4 separate regions of the Homo sapiens genome follow, and regions 1, 2 and 3 are each linked to region 4. The links are chromatin contacts, found by Hi-C in ENCODE. All regions are on one chromosome and are shown on one strand. The core of a region is the stretch at or near the end of the contact, and the rest is flanking DNA. Distances in the headings are between cores, read along the strand shown.

The links. Hi-C counts contacts between places; a loop is a spot of excess contacts on that map. Pooled maps may share reads with other maps.
Region 1: a loop to region 4 is called in a pooled map, with 5 times the contacts of the local background. The contact joins the promoter of SREK1 here to the promoter of CCNB1 in region 4. A Hi-C loop is called at or near these places in 4 of 50 pooled maps.
Region 2: a pooled map shows a loop between it and region 4 (8-fold over the local background). The contact joins the promoter of PPWD1 here to the promoter of CCNB1 in region 4. A Hi-C loop is called at or near these places in 5 of 50 pooled maps.
Region 3: a pooled map shows a loop between it and region 4 (6-fold over the local background). The contact joins the promoter of PTCD2 here to the promoter of CCNB1 in region 4. A Hi-C loop is called at or near these places in 5 of 50 pooled maps.

What each region holds. Positions count from the first base shown.
Region 1 is chr5:66,142,140-66,146,611 of GRCh38, forward strand. It overlaps SREK1 (splicing regulatory glutamic acid and lysine rich protein 1), which reads left to right and starts at 2,161. Exons shown (of 12, transcript NM_001077199.3): 1 at 2,161-2,398. The coding sequence starts at 2,238. RefSeq lists a silencer at 1,942-2,011 and enhancers at 2,192-2,471, 2,732-2,791, 2,852-2,901.
Region 2 is chr5:65,560,181-65,564,688 of GRCh38, forward strand. PPWD1 (peptidylprolyl isomerase domain and WD repeat containing 1) reads left to right here and starts at 3,116. Exons shown (of 11, transcript NM_015342.4): 1 at 3,116-3,326. The coding sequence starts at 3,131. It overlaps CENPK (centromere protein K), which reads right to left and starts at 2,988. Exons shown (of 11, transcript NM_022145.5): 1 at 2,918-2,988; 2 at 1,283-1,384. RefSeq lists enhancers at 2,243-2,904, 2,625-2,764, 2,905-3,565.
Region 3 is chr5:72,319,123-72,321,988 of GRCh38, forward strand. PTCD2 (pentatricopeptide repeat domain 2) reads left to right here and starts at 1,251. Exons shown (of 10, transcript NM_024754.5): 1 at 1,251-1,387. The coding sequence starts at 1,261. MRPS27 (mitochondrial ribosomal protein S27) reads right to left here and starts at 1,118. Exons shown (of 11, transcript NM_015084.3): 1 at 1,027-1,118. The coding sequence starts at 1,099. RefSeq lists enhancers at 169-710, 711-1,251, 850-1,179, 1,240-1,449.
Region 4 is chr5:69,165,860-69,170,056 of GRCh38, forward strand. CCNB1 (cyclin B1) reads left to right here and starts at 1,291. Exons shown (of 9, transcript NM_031966.4): 1 at 1,291-1,424; 2 at 2,049-2,219; 3 at 2,314-2,484. The coding sequence starts at 1,404. RefSeq lists enhancers at 971-1,936, 1,317-1,546.

The DNA of each region.
Region 1 (4,472 bases), core at 911-3,410, 3.0 Mb before region 4:
TGCTCTGAATTCCTCCATGCTTATACCTATGGTAATAATAATTCTCAAACATTTTGGTCTTGAGTCCCTTTACATTCTTAAAGATTATTAAGGACTGTAAAATGCTTTTATTACTATCCACATTATAAATTAAACCTGAGAAATTTGGTATTTTGAGATTCATTTAAAAATAATTATAAGCCCATTATGTTAATAGAAATGACGCATTTTTTTCTTAGAAACCGAGATTGAAGGCAAAATGATGCATTTTTATGATAAAATATTTTTCCAAAAAATTGGTGAGAAGAGTGGCATTGTTTTACATTTTTCAAACCTTTTTAATGTCTGCTTTAATAGAAGACAGCTGAATTCTCCTATCTATGTATTCTTTATTTTTTTCCAACTTTTATTGTAGGTCCAGGGGTACATGTGAAGGTTTGTTACATAGATAAATTCATGTCATGGGGGTTTGTTGTACAGATTATTTCATCATCCAGGTATTAAGCCCAGTGCTCAATAATTTTTTCTGCTCCTCTCCCTCCTTCCACCCTCCACCCTCAAGTAGACCACAGTGACTGACGTTTCCTTCTTTGTGATCATGAGTTTTCTGTGTATTCGATCTGTTGTGATATGTTTTGGTTGAAATATATGAGGGAAATCTGATCTCATAAAGATAAGGTGTTGGAAAAGGGAAAACTACTTTATAGCCTTTCCAGATAGTTCTAGATATTATTCTTTGATACGGTACCAAACTTACATGTGGTAGTTTCTTAGCCTTCATTGCAGTGTGGACTGAATCTGAAACCACATCAATTAAGCACTGAAATCCATCAATCTATCTTGCACATACCAGAGGCTTTTTGCCTTTGTAATGGCACCCACTGGCCATTTGAAAAATAGGTGTCCACTAAGTTGTAAAGATCACAAAAATGTTGACATATTTCATTATATAGTCAAAAATAAATTGTTAATATAATGCTTCTTTTACTAGAAAAGTCTTTAAGTACTGGCAAGCTGTCAAGCTCAAGCTGGTGGATACAAGTGTAATAAAATTTGTATTTTTAGGTGAAAATTCAAAGAATTACACTAGTGCTTTTTCCGGAGACAACCATTTCACTTGGGCATGTAGCGGCAGTAGTTTCCATTTTTTCACACATATTCTTTAAAAGACGTGTAAGCAAGGATGGATTTGAAAAAAAAATACAATTTTTAGTTATTTGTGAAGGACATTTTTAAAGTGAAACTAGCATACTTTAAAACCTTAAATGTTGTATGATGTGAAGAATACAAAATGCAACTACCAGTACAAGACTGGCGCCACTGCCTTGATTGCTGCTAAGGTGTCAGCAGTTTAATCTTTTACGTTACCAGTGCAAATGGCAACAAAGTGAAAAAGGTCAAGAAACTCTTAATATTATTACGAAAATCGTTTTGACCTTGCCAACTTACTGAAAAGGTCTCGGTACCCTTAGGGATCTGCGGAGGGCATTTTGGGAGCAGCTGCCATGGACTCACTACTGTTGTCTCTCATTAGGTTGCAAGTTCTATGTGAACTGTCTTTAACTGTCTGTTACGTGCCCTTGCCTAATAGTGCCTGGGACATAGCACTCAATAAACATCAACACCTGTGGAACGAGGGAATTAAAAACAGGTTATAAACAACCCCTGCACAGCCTTCATCTTACTGCCTCTTTCCTTAATTCAACCTGAACCTACGCATTTTGTAAAATTTTGTTTTTTTCACAATTAGGACGCCTGCCAACTTTTAAAAATAGTTGGAGTTGGGGTGCTGCCTGTATGTGATAAGGCTGCCCTATAGTTTGGTCAAGTGTTCTTCCGTGTTGTCCAAGAGTCATTCCTTCTTTACAGTCCCGCACCAGTAGGCCAGGCCGCTTGGTTTCCCAATCCGAGACCGGAAGGAACCGGGTAGACATGAGCACAAGACTCTCATCGACTTTTGGGGAAAACAAAAACACCGATAAAAATCCAGGCGGTGAAACGAGCAGCAACAGCCCCAGGGACCCGGGAGCTGGAGGCCGCAGCCGCGCGAGAACCGCCGGGTTGCCGGGGCGACGCTTCCGGCTGGCGCGCGCAGCCCCGGGAGCAGGGGAGTTGTGAAATGGGCGGCTAGATCTGCCCGGCGCTGTGAATTCGCCAGCGGGAGCGCGCTCGCGGCCGCGCGTTCTCCGCTTTCCCGGCTCCGTCGCTGACGCGTCGTAGACGTTGGGGAGCGGGAAGGCAACGGCAGCGGGATCGGGATGAACAGCGGCGGCGGCTTCGGTTTGGGCTTAGGCTTCGGCCTCACCCCCACGTCGGTGATTCAGGTGACGAATCTGTCGTCGGCGGTGACCAGCGAGCAGATGCGGACGCTTTTTTCCTTCCTAGGAGAAATCGAGGAGCTGCGGCTCTACCCCCCGGAGTAAGTGCTGGAGCTCGGCTGGGGGAGGGGCGCGGGCGCCATAGAGACCTCGGGAGCCGAGGCGTGGAGGAGAGCGCGGACGCGGGCGCGCGGTGCATGTCACGTGATCGCGCCGGCTTACCTTGGTGCCCATATTTGATTAGGGCACCCGGGTTCCGCCGTCCTGCTCTCCTTAGTCGGATTTGGGGGGTTAACTACTGCACGGAGCCCTTACCAAGGATTTAGAATGGTTGCCCTTTCTGTGCCTCCGGGACTTGTGTTCGCTGCTGGGTCTTCGAATTCCGTGCCCCCACCCTCTTATTTCCCCCCGAACTTAAGATGGCCGCAGGTGGGCCCGGAACAGCCCTCATGGCAAACGTCTCAGAGCGTTTTTCCACTCTGAAAATCGCGGAGACCGCGCCTGAGCCACAGTCCAGTTTTTAAGGCCTTGGTGTCAGGCCGTTTTGCTGACGAGAAAGCCTGCTGCTGGTGACAAGATGGAACTGGGGCTGTGTTTGTTTCCCAGGACGGTCGCACAAACTTAGCATTTTGGTTTATCTAACCGAGCGCATCCATGTTCCCAAAGATCATGTCTGTTAGCCCTTTTGACAGCAGATTAAATTTTCCTCCTGAAAGGTCACACTGTCCCAAAGCTTTCAGAAAAAGTGTAAGTCGGTGCAGGGTTATCCCTCCCGTATACATTTAAAGTCCAGATCTTGGCTGGCATTCACAGCTCGCGGCCACTTCCCAGATAGTGTATTTTGGAATGGTAAAATTTCCCTCGTACGATATTATTTAGAAAACTCGCAAGGGGTTTGTAGGTTGTTCACATTCTTGCACACAAACTTTTTTTCTTTTTTAATGGTAGATCTTACAGTATTAAGATCCTCCGTTTTTTGTTCATTATATCAAAATCCTTTGAGGGAAGGGGTAATTGTTACCCAAGATTTATTTCTTTAAAAAAATTTTGATTTATTTCCTAGTGATGCATTTAGACCTATTTTTCTTTAGTTTTCTATCTCAGGTTATAACAGTGCTGTTGCATAACTATATAAAAGTTGTGTGGATATTTAAAATTTACTTTTTAAGTTTTTCTTCTCTGCTTTTTGTTTTGGAATATTTCATGCATACAGAAAAGTTGAAAGAGTAATACATTGAACATCCATGTTCCTTTTACGAGCATTTTGTCTGTTTTTGGCTACAGTTGATTATTAAAATTTCCCCAGTTATTTTAATAATGCTTTTTTGTCTGCTTTTGATCTAGTATGTAATTAGATAACACTGTCTCCCTTGAATATGCCAAGTAATCCATGTATTAATAGTTATCTCCTTTAATCTAGGACAGTCCCGTCCCCTTTTAAAGATTCTAAAGTCGTGACATTGATATTTTGTTTTGTAGTTCATTTTGTCTTGTAATATGACTCATAATCTGAGTTTATATAGATGAGATATATAGATGAGGTATATAGAGATATGTGTATATATATATCTTTATATTCGTGACGAGATTCAGGTAATACATTTTTGACGAGAATACTGCATAAGTGCACGCACGTACATTTTGATTGATTAACCGTGGCATTATTGCTTTAATTATCTTAACTTTTGGAAATGCTTTCAGCCATCTCAATTTAAGTTCTCAGAACATTTCTTAATAGTTGAGAATAATTGAGAATTGTTTGGGGGAGTGCCGTATCCTGCAGGCATTGGAATCAATCAGTAAAATACTTTGTACATGAACCTTTGTAAATCTTGCTTTCAAGGCTGTGGTAATAAGGTATCTCATAGGTAGAAGAAATATATTGGAGAATGTTCTTCATTATCAACATAATATTTATTTGGTTGAAACCTGGGTTTGGGTGACAACACATTGCCATAACTGACAGTAATGGGCCACTTTTTTGAAATCAGATGTTATTACTTGGAATTTAAAAGTCAAAGAGAATAAAAAGTTCTTCACTTAAACATATGGAAGATTACGGTAGTGTATTTCACAAACTGTAACACATTAAGCAAAATTGTTGCATACGTGTAATATATATAGGCCAGGCAAAATCCTTAACTAGTTTTTCCCTAAGTGCAATACTAGATCCCT
Region 2 (4,508 bases), core at 1,866-4,365, 3.6 Mb before region 4:
CAACAAAGTTAAAATTTAAAACCCCCAAACCTAGGAGAAATACTTGTAATATATATGGCAACCCAAGACCTAATTTCCTTAATATATAACAAGTGCCTACAAATTCATAAGAAGAAACCAAACAACTCACCATTAAAAAAAATTTAAAAAAGATTACCAAAAAAGTCAGGTTACCAATTACTTTGGAGGAAGAGTGGAAGGGGGAAAAGGGTTGTGGCTGGGATGGGCCAAATGGAGAGATTTCTGAGGTAATTATCAAAGTTTTATTTTTTGACTAGCATGATGGTAAGGGTGTTCACCTCATAATAATTAGTAAACTTTACGTTTATTTTGTGTCTGCATTTTTACAATAAAAAGGTAAACAACAAAAACAATTCAATAGAAACTGGCAAAGAACACAAATGAGGAATTCAAAGAAAAAACAAATACCTTTTAAATACAGAAAAAGTACATTCATAAGCTCATATATAATTTATGAAAATCCAAATTAAACAAGCATTAATTTTCATTCAGAATGGCAATAATGTAAAATTGGTAAGAGATAATACTGGCAAGCATGTGAAATAAGAGGCTTGCACTGTTGGTGGAACAATCACTTTGTATGATAATATCCATCAAAATTTTACATGCATTTCTTGTGATCCAGAAGTTCTATTCTTAGGAATAATCCTAAAGATAGATATGTCTGCATAAGTCTATACAATTATGTTTACTGGCACATTACTTAGAGAAAAAAAAACTTTAAAGGTATGAACTCTGCAACCAGACTATACAGGTTTAAATCTGTTTTGATATTTAAAAGCTATGAGACTTGGGCAAGTCACTTAAACTTTCTATGCCTCAGTTTCCTTTCCTATAAAATGAAGATAATATTAAATACTCCCTAGGGTTATGACAATTAAATGAGTATATAAATATATATATATAAGTACTGTAGCTAGCATATAAAGAGCTTTATCAGTGTTAGCTATTAACAATTTGAATGTCAACTAGTAGAAGGCTGAAAATCTCACCTGCTATACCCATAAGATACAGTTTAAGTTCACAAAGCCAAAATCAGTCATCATGAATTTTAGAATATTTTTAAGCGAAAAAGTCAAACATAAATATTTCTTTACTGACCACCAAAATACATTATCAATATGCAAAAGTAATGCAAAACTCTGCACATGTGGTGGGGGCGGAGGGTGAGGGATAAATATTCAACAAATTATCTGGCTTGGCGATTTAATGTGGCAGTAGAATAAAAACATATAGAAACATTTAAGAGTTTGCTCTCTACCGCTTGAGGATGCAAGATGTAAGCTGTATGTAACCTGGAAGAGGGTCATCAACAGAACCAGAAAATGATGGCACCCAGATCTTGAATCTCCAGCCTCTAGACCTGTGAGAAATAAATTTCAGTTGTTTAATTAAAACACACACACACACACACACACTTAAGAGTTGAACTTTTCCCGTTCCCACATTTTGTATCCTTAAACCTATCTTCCTGGAAAGGGAACAAGTCAACTTTTTGAGGTCCCCAGTTAGGACTACAATACTTAATCATTTATTGAAGAAAAACAGTATCTCTTTATTTAGGGATAATACTATACTTAAAGAAACTCGTACTATTAATTGGGAAAAGATTAATATACATGAAATAAGCAAAAAATACCCACATAATTCTAAAATACATTCATTTATTCAACAAATATGTTAATGTGTGCCATTGGTCAGACACTGGCTTTAGCTGTGTAGATGAAAAAGTCTTTGTACTTGTAGAGCTTCCATTCTCATGCAGACAATATAAATGAATGGATAACTAAATACATGATATGATTTCAGGTAGTCAGAAGTGCTATGAAATGGTAAAGTATACAACACTGCCTGCAAGTACTATCGGAATTCAGGATAGGGAAGCTTAGAAAAACCAACCCGGAAGGAATTAGTCCATAATAATGCTTAATAAATGTTAACTAGCTACATTATTATTATCATTATCATTATCATCTTCATCCTCATTATTGCATTGGTCTCTGAAAGATGAGAAGCTGTAAACATGAAGGCTAAATCGCTGTGGAGATGCTTTCAAGCATAAAAACATAAGAGTAGGAGGCAAGAACGAACAAGGGAAATTTGTGAGACACAAAAGAAAGTAGTCTGATGAGAGCAGAGGGCAGAGAAGAAATGAGACTTGCTAGGTAGAATGGTCAAATAATGGGAACCTTTGAAATAAAATAAAGTGCCTACTATGGGGGGGCAGTTCCTTCCCTGTACGTGGTGCCTATCTCAAGGCAAAAGTAGAGAAGAGATTTACGACGAGGATTTTATTAGGTTGGTGCAAAAGTAATTGCAGAGAAAAAAGAAGTGTTTTACGGAGGTCATTTTGACAAGCTGTATTTGATTTTTTAAAAAAGAGATTAAGATAATACATTTTATGTTATGTGCTTTTTACCTAATTTTTTAAAAATGAAGAAGACAGATGAGGAGGAGGAGAAAGAGTTCAGATGACTGCTAGGAGATGAAATCCTATACCAGAGAGAAGAAAGAAGAGTGACCCGTTCTGCCCTAGGTCTTTTGGTTATTTGAAGTAGCTGCTTCTCCACCCCACCCCCAGAAACAGTAACAAGCACTCACCACCTTCTTCAGAGAGTGTGTGAGAGAATAAAGGTCAGGAGAGAAAACATGTTTAGTGCATCTGAAAGGAAACCCGCGAGTTAACCACTTCCTTCTGTCCCCACCCTTCCATCTTTCTCTAAATATTGGTGAGGTTATGGAGCTTGCGTTGGCGCGCGGGAAGCCGAGAAGAACGGGACTCAAAGCCCGGCTGGGAAGTCAGGTATCTAGTTGGCCGGCGATAAGGGTTTCACCTTCAGGACTGGAGCTCCACAAGATTCAACCGTTATATCAACCTCCCCGGCCCAGGTCTTACCATCACAGCGTCACAAACTCCAGGTCGCCTAGGCGCTGCGCAGGAAGCGCTTGCCAGCCCCGGACTTCTGCGCGCGCTGCATGCCCATTGGATGTGCTCATTCCCACCCCAGCCAATCCCGAAACTCGCTCGGACGCTGACAGAAGACTGCGCCGCTGCTTTGGGATTGGTAGCTGAGTTTTGTGTCGCGCCTTTTCTGACGATGCGAACAACATGGCGGCGGAAAGTGGTAGCGATTTTCAGCAGAGACGTAGAAGGCGCCGGGACCCGGAGGAACCGGAAAAAACAGAACTCAGCGAAAGAGAGCTGGCAGTAGCAGTGGCGGTGTCCCAGGAGAACGATGAGGAGAACGAAGAGCGCTGGGTTGGACCTTTACCTGTGGAGGCAACACTGGCCAAGAAGAGGAAAGGTAGCTGCAGACATAGTACCGGGACGAATTGGAGTGCTGCGTCCGCTGAGTAGGAGGGTTCAAGCCAGATCCGAAGAGGGATGATGTGTGGAGTTTTGTGCCCTCAGAACAGAGGGCCGTCCTCTCACTTCTGGCTACTCCATACTTGCATGTCTTAACGAAATAGTGATTTAAGCGTAGTACAACGTCTTTTTGATAATATCTAACACTTTTGATCATTGATTTGTTATGACAGATGCTAAAACTAACATTTTCCTATTCTTATGTGTTTGGCTCCTCTCATTTACTCCCCACAGCAGCCACATGAAGTTGGAATTTCGAACTCTTATTTAGGTATGCAAAAGGGTACCAGTTCTCTTTAAGGCTTTAGTTCAGGAGTGGTGTTAATGTATTAATGTGTTGGGGCGCGAGAGGAAGGCGGTGCTTATTTCGAATCATGGTAGGTAAAGATAATTTCAACTCTGACACTTCCACTAATAAATTTTCGCATCTAGGGAAAATGACGTAAGCTTCCTAGATCACAGATTTGTTTTCATCCAAAACCCGAAGTCTGTGGTTTTGAAATCACGCTCTTGATACGATGGGCTGAGTCTTTTTGTCACTAACGAGGAATAATCACAAATTATTATCAAATAAAAGGGGTGGGAAAAGGGGTAGATTAAGTTTTCTTGTCTTTGTTGTTTTGTTATCTTGTTTTTCTGTGAAATGTTTTCCTTAAGTATTTAAGACATTTTAAATGTGGTCTAAGCTCAAATCGTACTTTAGCACCTTCCCTTAAAAAACTTCAATGATTTGTCATTATTTTCTCTCTCTTTTTTTTTTTTTTTTTTTTTTTTGAGACGGAGTCTCGCTCTGTCGCCCAGGCTGGAGCGCATGCAGTGGCGCTATCTCGGCTCACCGCAACCTCCGTCTCCGGGGTTCAAGCGATTCTCCTGCCTCAGCCTCCCGAGTAGCTGGGGCTACAGGCGCACGCCCAGCTAATTTTTGTATTTTTAGTAGGGACGGGGTTTCACCATGTTGGCCAGGATGGTCTTGATTTCTTGACCTCGTAATCTGCCTGCCTCGGCCTCTCAAAAGTGCTGGGATTACAGGCATGAGCCACGGCGCCCAGCTCATTATTTTCATTAAAGCCCAAACTCCCTCACATGGCATATAAAGCCCTTTATGATGTGATCTCTCCTT
Region 3 (2,866 bases), core at 1-2,500, 3.2 Mb after region 4:
GAGTGTGATTATTGCATTTTTATCAAATATGTCTGTCTGGATTATGTGGTTAGAATCACTGCAAATTTGGCTTCTATAAATACTTTAAAACTTTTTTCCAATGTTTTCATTATCAGATCCACTATGCAGGCTTTGAGTGGGCTGCCATTTAGTTCAGATATCAAAGTATTTTACAAGTAACTAATAGCATTTATTATCTACACGTGGAAAACTATAGCAAAGAAAGGTCAATCAAAAGTTGTGCTCTAGGTCATCAGATAAAATGAGATTAATACTGAAAAATTCTTCCACGAAGACCAGGGGTCCAGCTAAATGTGTGGTGGTGGGAAAAATGTTTATCTGACGTCCCTCTAAAGAAACCTCAGATGGGAGAAAAATGTCCCAGCCCCAGGAATGGACACATTTAGGTTTTTCCTTTTTTTTTTTTTTTTTTTTTTTTGAGACAGGGTCTCGCTCTGTTGCCCAGGCTGGAGTGTAGTGGCGCGATCTCTGCTCACTGCAACCTCCGCCTCCCGAGTTCAAGCGATTATCCTGCCTCAGCCCCCCGAGTAGCTGGGATTACAGGCGCGCGCCACCAGGCCCAGATAATTTCTTTGTATTTTTTAGTAGAGATGGGGTTTCGCCCTGTTGGCCAGGCTGGTCTCGAACTCCTGGCGATCCGCCCGCCTCGCGTTCCCAAAGTGCTGGGACCACAGGCGTGGGCCACCGCGCCCGGCGCACATTTGGGTTTTTCGTGGTCAGCAAAAGCACGACCACCCCAACACATAAATCTGGCGAATCATACGCAAATTCCCTCATGCTATATAACCTTCCACTGCTCTTCGTACCTTTGGACAGGAACATACTGTTATTTTAGGGAAGGAAATGGATCAGATACCTTGTCTCCTTCTTCTGCACTACCAAACACCCCAAATGGCGTCCCTAGCAATCAGATTCCAGAAACGTTTCCTCTCCTCTTGAAAGCCCACCGCTCCCTTCACCCAAAAAACAGAATAATCAGGGGCCTAATGAAGCTGTCCGGCCAACCTGCAGGAGAGAGCTGAGGAAGAACCACTTGCCGCGCCAGGAGCATCCCGCGCCGCACTATGGAGGCAGCCATCTTGGAGCGTACCAAAAGGAACAGCCAACGGGTTACGGACAGAGGAAGGGGCGGGGTTACAGCTCGACCTCTCGGGGCGCCCAGAATTGGACGAATCCCTTTTGTCGCTCTCGACGACAGGACCGACGCTCCGCCTCCTCGCCCCGGTTCCAGTAGTTGGTATGGTCCGAGACAGTATGGCTGCTGCATTTCGGCCCTCGAATCGAGTTCTCCTGCAGGCGCTGCAGATTTTGGTGTATCCTGGGGTGGGAGGCTCCGGCTCTGTCAGCTGCCGCTGCCCTCTCGGAGGTATCCGCGGCTTTAGCCTAGGGAAGGAGGGGAGGGATGGGAGAGAAGGGAGTGTTAGATCCCAGCTAGCATCTCTGTGGAGCAGCCACAGCTCCTAAGTCACTCACTGGCCTGGAGCGCACCCTCGCCCTCTAGTTGCACGTGGGTGCAGTGGTGACCACTGGGGGTCGTGGATACCCCCAGTGCCTGCAAATCGAAGGACTGCTGGGGTATTGACCTTGGGGCTGTAGTGCTCCCTCAGATGGGGCGACGTTCGTCTTCAGGAACATCCCTCCCGCCTTGGGTGACTTTTATTTATTTATTTATTTATTTTTGAGACGAAGTCTTGCTCTGTCGCCCAAGCTGGAGTGCGGTGGCGCGATCTCGGCTCACTGCAGCCTCCGCCTCCCGGGTTCAAGCGATTCTCCTGCCTCAGCTTTCCGAGTAGTTGGGACTACAGGCGTGCGCCACCACGCCCGGGTAATTTTTTGTATTTTTAGTAGAGACGGGTTTCACTATGTTGGCCAGGCTGGTTTCGAACTCCTGACCTCGTGGTCCACCCGCCTCGGCCTCCCAAAGTGCTGGGATTATAGGAGTGAGCCACCGCGCCCGGCCTTTTTCTTTTCTGCAGAGTTTGGAAGCAGAGGTCTTATGGAGTCTCAGTTCTGCTAACAATCTAAAAGACTTAACGGCACGTTTCTTCATTTTTCAAAACTATCCTCTAACATCTCTATGAAGAGAGTTAAATCTGAAGATGCTAGTGAGTGATAGTAAAAATGTTTGTCAGGCATTACTTTAATGTAGTTTACATACATTAATTCCTTTTCTCTAGACAACACCCAGCAAGAGAAGTACCATTCTTTTCTCCATTTACAGAGGAGGAACAAGGTTAAGTAATTTGCCCAAAGTCAGAGGGAACTGTTAGAGGTGGGATTTGAACACACCCAACAATAGAAACCTGCTCCTAACCACTTCACTGGACTGCCTTTCTGTAAATAAATAGCAACTTTTATTGTTACCTTGTTACTGCAGCTCACAGAACTCTGTTAGTGCGTGATTCTTCGGCCACGCTTGGTCCGTTTTATCTCATGCACAGCCAAGGATCCTAAAGAAAGGATGATGTTTCCCAAATCTACTAAGCTGTGATCAATGATTTCCATGTATCTCAAATGTATTTTGAGTCCACATCTGAGAGGCCTTAACCCCCTCATTTCACAGAGGACAAAACTGGGAGTTCCAGTGGTCATGCTGCAGCTTTTTCCACTACACTGTGCTTCTCCCTGGATAAACCAAAACTAAATATGCCTGTTTTGCATTTAAATGTTATTAGTTTTTTTTTTAAATGCCCTTGATACCCTTAACCGATGGCAAATGCCCATTTGTACTTCAAATCCCAACTTCCTGTCAACCAGTCCCCACACAGGTTTATCACTAGCTACGGTTAATCACTAGCTTCTTTCACACACACAAATAAAACCTGTTTTGCTGAGGATTTGCATT
Region 4 (4,197 bases), core at 41-2,540:
GATTGATCAAACCCAGAAAGACTGAGTGAGAATGGATGTTGAACACAGAACTGAAGGATGAATGGGAGTTACCTGAATAGAACCCAGGGGCTTGAATGCAAGAAGAGGCGGGCATTCCAGGCAGAGGAGAGCAAGGGTAAGGGCCCCACGGGAGGCATTCGAGTAGGAGGGTGAACTATGATGACAGAAGACTCAATAACGATCCAAAGAAACCAAATGATTGGGCGCCTTCTTTCGGATCCGTGACTTCCAGCGCCAGGAGTCTCTATTGGCTCTTATACCGTTGCTCTATGGGATAGCAATGTTTTTGTCCTTCAGCCTCCCCTCCAATTGCTGAGCTGCTGGTGTGTTTTGAGGAGTAGAAGGCAAAAAGAACCCTCTTGTTTTTCTTTGGATCTAGAGAGAATCTGAGCAAATGACAAAGCAAATGGGGTAAAATGTCTTTTTGTTTAGTTTTTCCTGATTTTCCCATGAGAGGCAAATACATGTTAAGGATAGTTGAATCTGAGTAAAGGGCATAGAAATATTCCTTACAAGATTTTTGTTGGCAACTGGTCTAAGTATGAAATTATTTCCAAATAGAAAGCTAAAACAAACAAAACAATTGGCCTTGGGAAACTGGACAATCTTGAAGTAATCAAGTAATATTGTTAAGGGACAATCAGTGTTGTGAAAACAACACGGATACACCCCCTCCCTCCCCCTCAAAAAAAAAAACCCTAAATTCAGTTCCCCCGTTGCTAATGTGTGACCCTGGCAAAGTCATCTAAGTCGCTGAGCTTCAGTTCCTCCAACCCAGAGAGTTGTTGCAACGATCAAATGAAAGAATGTCTATTAAAGCCTTTCATGAACTATATTATTGCTGCTACCGTAGAAATGGAAAGTGTGCAACACTAGATCCAAAACTACTTTTGACACTTCTGAGACTGTGGCCGCGCCTCTGTCACCTTCCAAAGGCCACTAGGCCTTTCCTGAGCTGGCATTGGCAACGCACACTCTTGCCCGGCTAACCTTTCCAGGTGGGCGGCGCACTGGCTTCACTGCTCTCCAGGTGGCCGCTGCAGCTGCCCGAGAGCGCAGGCGCAGAGGCAGACCACGTGAGAGCCTGGCCAGGCCTTCCGGCCTAGCCTCACTGTGGCCCCGCCCCTCTCGAACGCCTTCGCGCGATCGCCCTGGAAACGCATTCTCTGCGACCGGCAGCCGCCAATGGGAAGGGAGTGAGTGCCACGAACAGGCCAATAAGGAGGGAGCAGTGCGGGGTTTAAATCTGAGGCTAGGCTGGCTCTTCTCGGCGTGCTGCGGCGGAACGGCTGTTGGTTTCTGCTGGGTGTAGGTCCTTGGCTGGTCGGGCCTCCGGTGTTCTGCTTCTCCCCGCTGAGCTGCTGCCTGGTGAAGAGGAAGCCATGGCGCTCCGAGTCACCAGGGTGAGCCGCTTCGGACTGCGAACTAACGCGGCCTTCTTAGCTGCTGCCTGCTCTCCCTGCCTCGCCTGCGGGAGCCTCCCGAGCGGGAGAGGGCCGCAGGAGCGATTTGGGGAGGAAGGTGGGAGGGGACTCACCAAGAGAGCGCCGAGGTGGGCCCAGGCCTGGTGAGAGAGTGTGGGGGACGATGGATGGAGGGAGGAAGGTGAGAAAGAGAACTGGACGGATATTGGATAAATGTTTTGGGGAGGTGGAGAGTCGACTGGGAACCTTTTGAAAAAGTGATAGAGGGTCCCTGAGTGGGCCCGCCAGCAACTCTGTAACCCCCTTCCCAGAGAGAAGGTGTCTGCAATTGGAGGCTTTTTCGGTTTCCTTTCAAATGTAAATTCTCGGTATTTTAGGGCTGGCCAGGACTAATCAGGGAATCCCTCAATTGGTAAATGTAGAGGTCGGCGGAAACTGACTTGTCACGGCCGCAGAGTAGACTCTGGGACCCATGTTTTCCCTCGGAACCCATTTTTAGTCGGCTTTCTTTCTGGGAACTTCTCCTTGTGCCCCACCTTAATTAACCCTTGACTTACTCGAGCCTTCGTGGATCAGCTCTTAAAGTGGTCTTGCTTCTTTCAGAACTCGAAAATTAATGCTGAAAATAAGGCGAAGATCAACATGGCAGGCGCAAAGCGCGTTCCTACGGCCCCTGCTGCAACCTCCAAGCCCGGACTGAGGCCAAGAACAGCTCTTGGGGACATTGGTAACAAAGTCAGTGAACAACTGCAGGCCAAAATGCCTATGAAGAAGGTAACTCTCTTCCTGACCTAACTTCTGTAAGAGCCCGCCTTCCAACTGTGGCCTTTGATGCAGAAACATTTCATTCTCTCTGTTTCATCTACAGGAAGCAAAACCTTCAGCTACTGGAAAAGTCATTGATAAAAAACTACCAAAACCTCTTGAAAAGGTACCTATGCTGGTGCCAGTGCCAGTGTCTGAGCCAGTGCCAGAGCCAGAACCTGAGCCAGAACCTGAGCCTGTTAAAGAAGAAAAACTTTCGCCTGAGCCTATTTTGGTAAACTTATTCTTACCATTGTAGAGTCTGTTGATTATTTCTTGTCCCTTATTTCACTGATACATGCAAGAGCATTCAAATGAATAGTAATATTAATACCATTTATTGAGTGCTTAGCATGAGGCAAGCTCTGCCTAACATTTTACATGCATTAACTCACATAATCTTTACACGTACTCTCTGAGGTATTGTCACCTCTACTATTTAAATCATGGCTTTAGAGAGGTTATGTCAGGGTCACACAGGTAAGTGGCCCATATGGGATTCAAGCTCAGGCTGTCTGGCTTCAGAATCTATGCTTTTAATTGTCAACTGTCTTATATTCCTTCGTTAATGATATTAAGTAGTAGCTGTCTGAGCCAAAGGCTTTGTTATCCAACTACAAGCCATCTCTGCAGAATTTATTGGCGTAAACATAGAATGTTCTCTTGAATTTTTTTACTGCTGCATATGGCTACTAAATAATAAGCCTGTAACATTGGAATATGCAAAGGAGTAAAACAGGAAGAAGGCAACTTTTCAGGGAGTGGTTAAGAAGATGAATTAACACTTAGCCTCAAAAATAATAACTTTTTATTAAATATAAGGTATGTAAATGTATTCTATGATAGACCTACCTGTGAAGGAAAGGTAGGTCATGTAGAGGAGGCTGCTTTGATGAAATTGCAATGAACTGTATTCTGAAGCTCTGTTTTTTTAAACTTAGTTAAAACCAGTTGGGAAAATTATCTGAAAAAAACTTGTTGAGACAGAGTCTGGCTCTGTTGCCCAGGCTGGAGTGCAGTGGCGTGATCTTGGCTCACTGCAACCTCTGCCTCCCAGGTTCAAGCAATTTTCCTGCCTCAGCCTCCCTAGTAGCTGGGATTACAGACGCACGCCACCACGCCCAGCTAATTTTCATATTTTTAGTATAGATGGGGTTTCACCATGTTAGTGTACTCCTGACCTCATGATCCGCCCGCCTCGGCCTCCGAAAGTGCTGGGATTACAGGCGTTAGCCACGGCGCCCAGCCAGTTCAGCTTCTTATATCTAAGGATAAGAGATTGAAAGCTATTGCTTTAGTGTTGAATTTCTGGGCATAGCACATGAAATATGTAGCCAGCACAGTCTTTGGGCATATCAAACTACGTGAGGCTTTCTTGGAAGGCCCATACTGATTCTTACCTTTGCTTTCCCACTTAGTAAGAATGCCTTCCCCACCCTGTCTTTCATTTAGCTAATAACCTTTTCATCCTTGAAAACAGCTCAAGCATCAACTCCTGAAGCTTTCCCAAACTTCCCCCATCTCCACCCCCTGTTCCTAGAATCAGTCTTTTTTTTCCCTTTGAGACAGAGTCTCACTCTGTTGCCCAGACTGGAGTGCAGTGGTGCCATCTTGGCTCACCACAACCTCTGCCTCCCGAGTTCAGTGATTCTCCTGCTTCAGCCTCCCAAGTAGCTGGGGCTACAGGCACATGCCACCATGCTTGGCTAATTTTTGTATTTTTAGTAGAGACGGGGTTTCACTATGTTGGCCAGGCTGGTCTCGAACTCTTGATCTCGTGATCCACCCGCCTCAGCCTCCCAAAGTGCTGGGATTACAGGTGTGAGCCACCATGCCCAGCCTTAGTCTTATTTTTGTTTATTTTTTTTTTCCCAAGACAGAGTCTTGCTCTGTCACCCAGGCTGGAGCACAATGGCACGATCTTGGCTCACTGCAACCTCTACCTCCT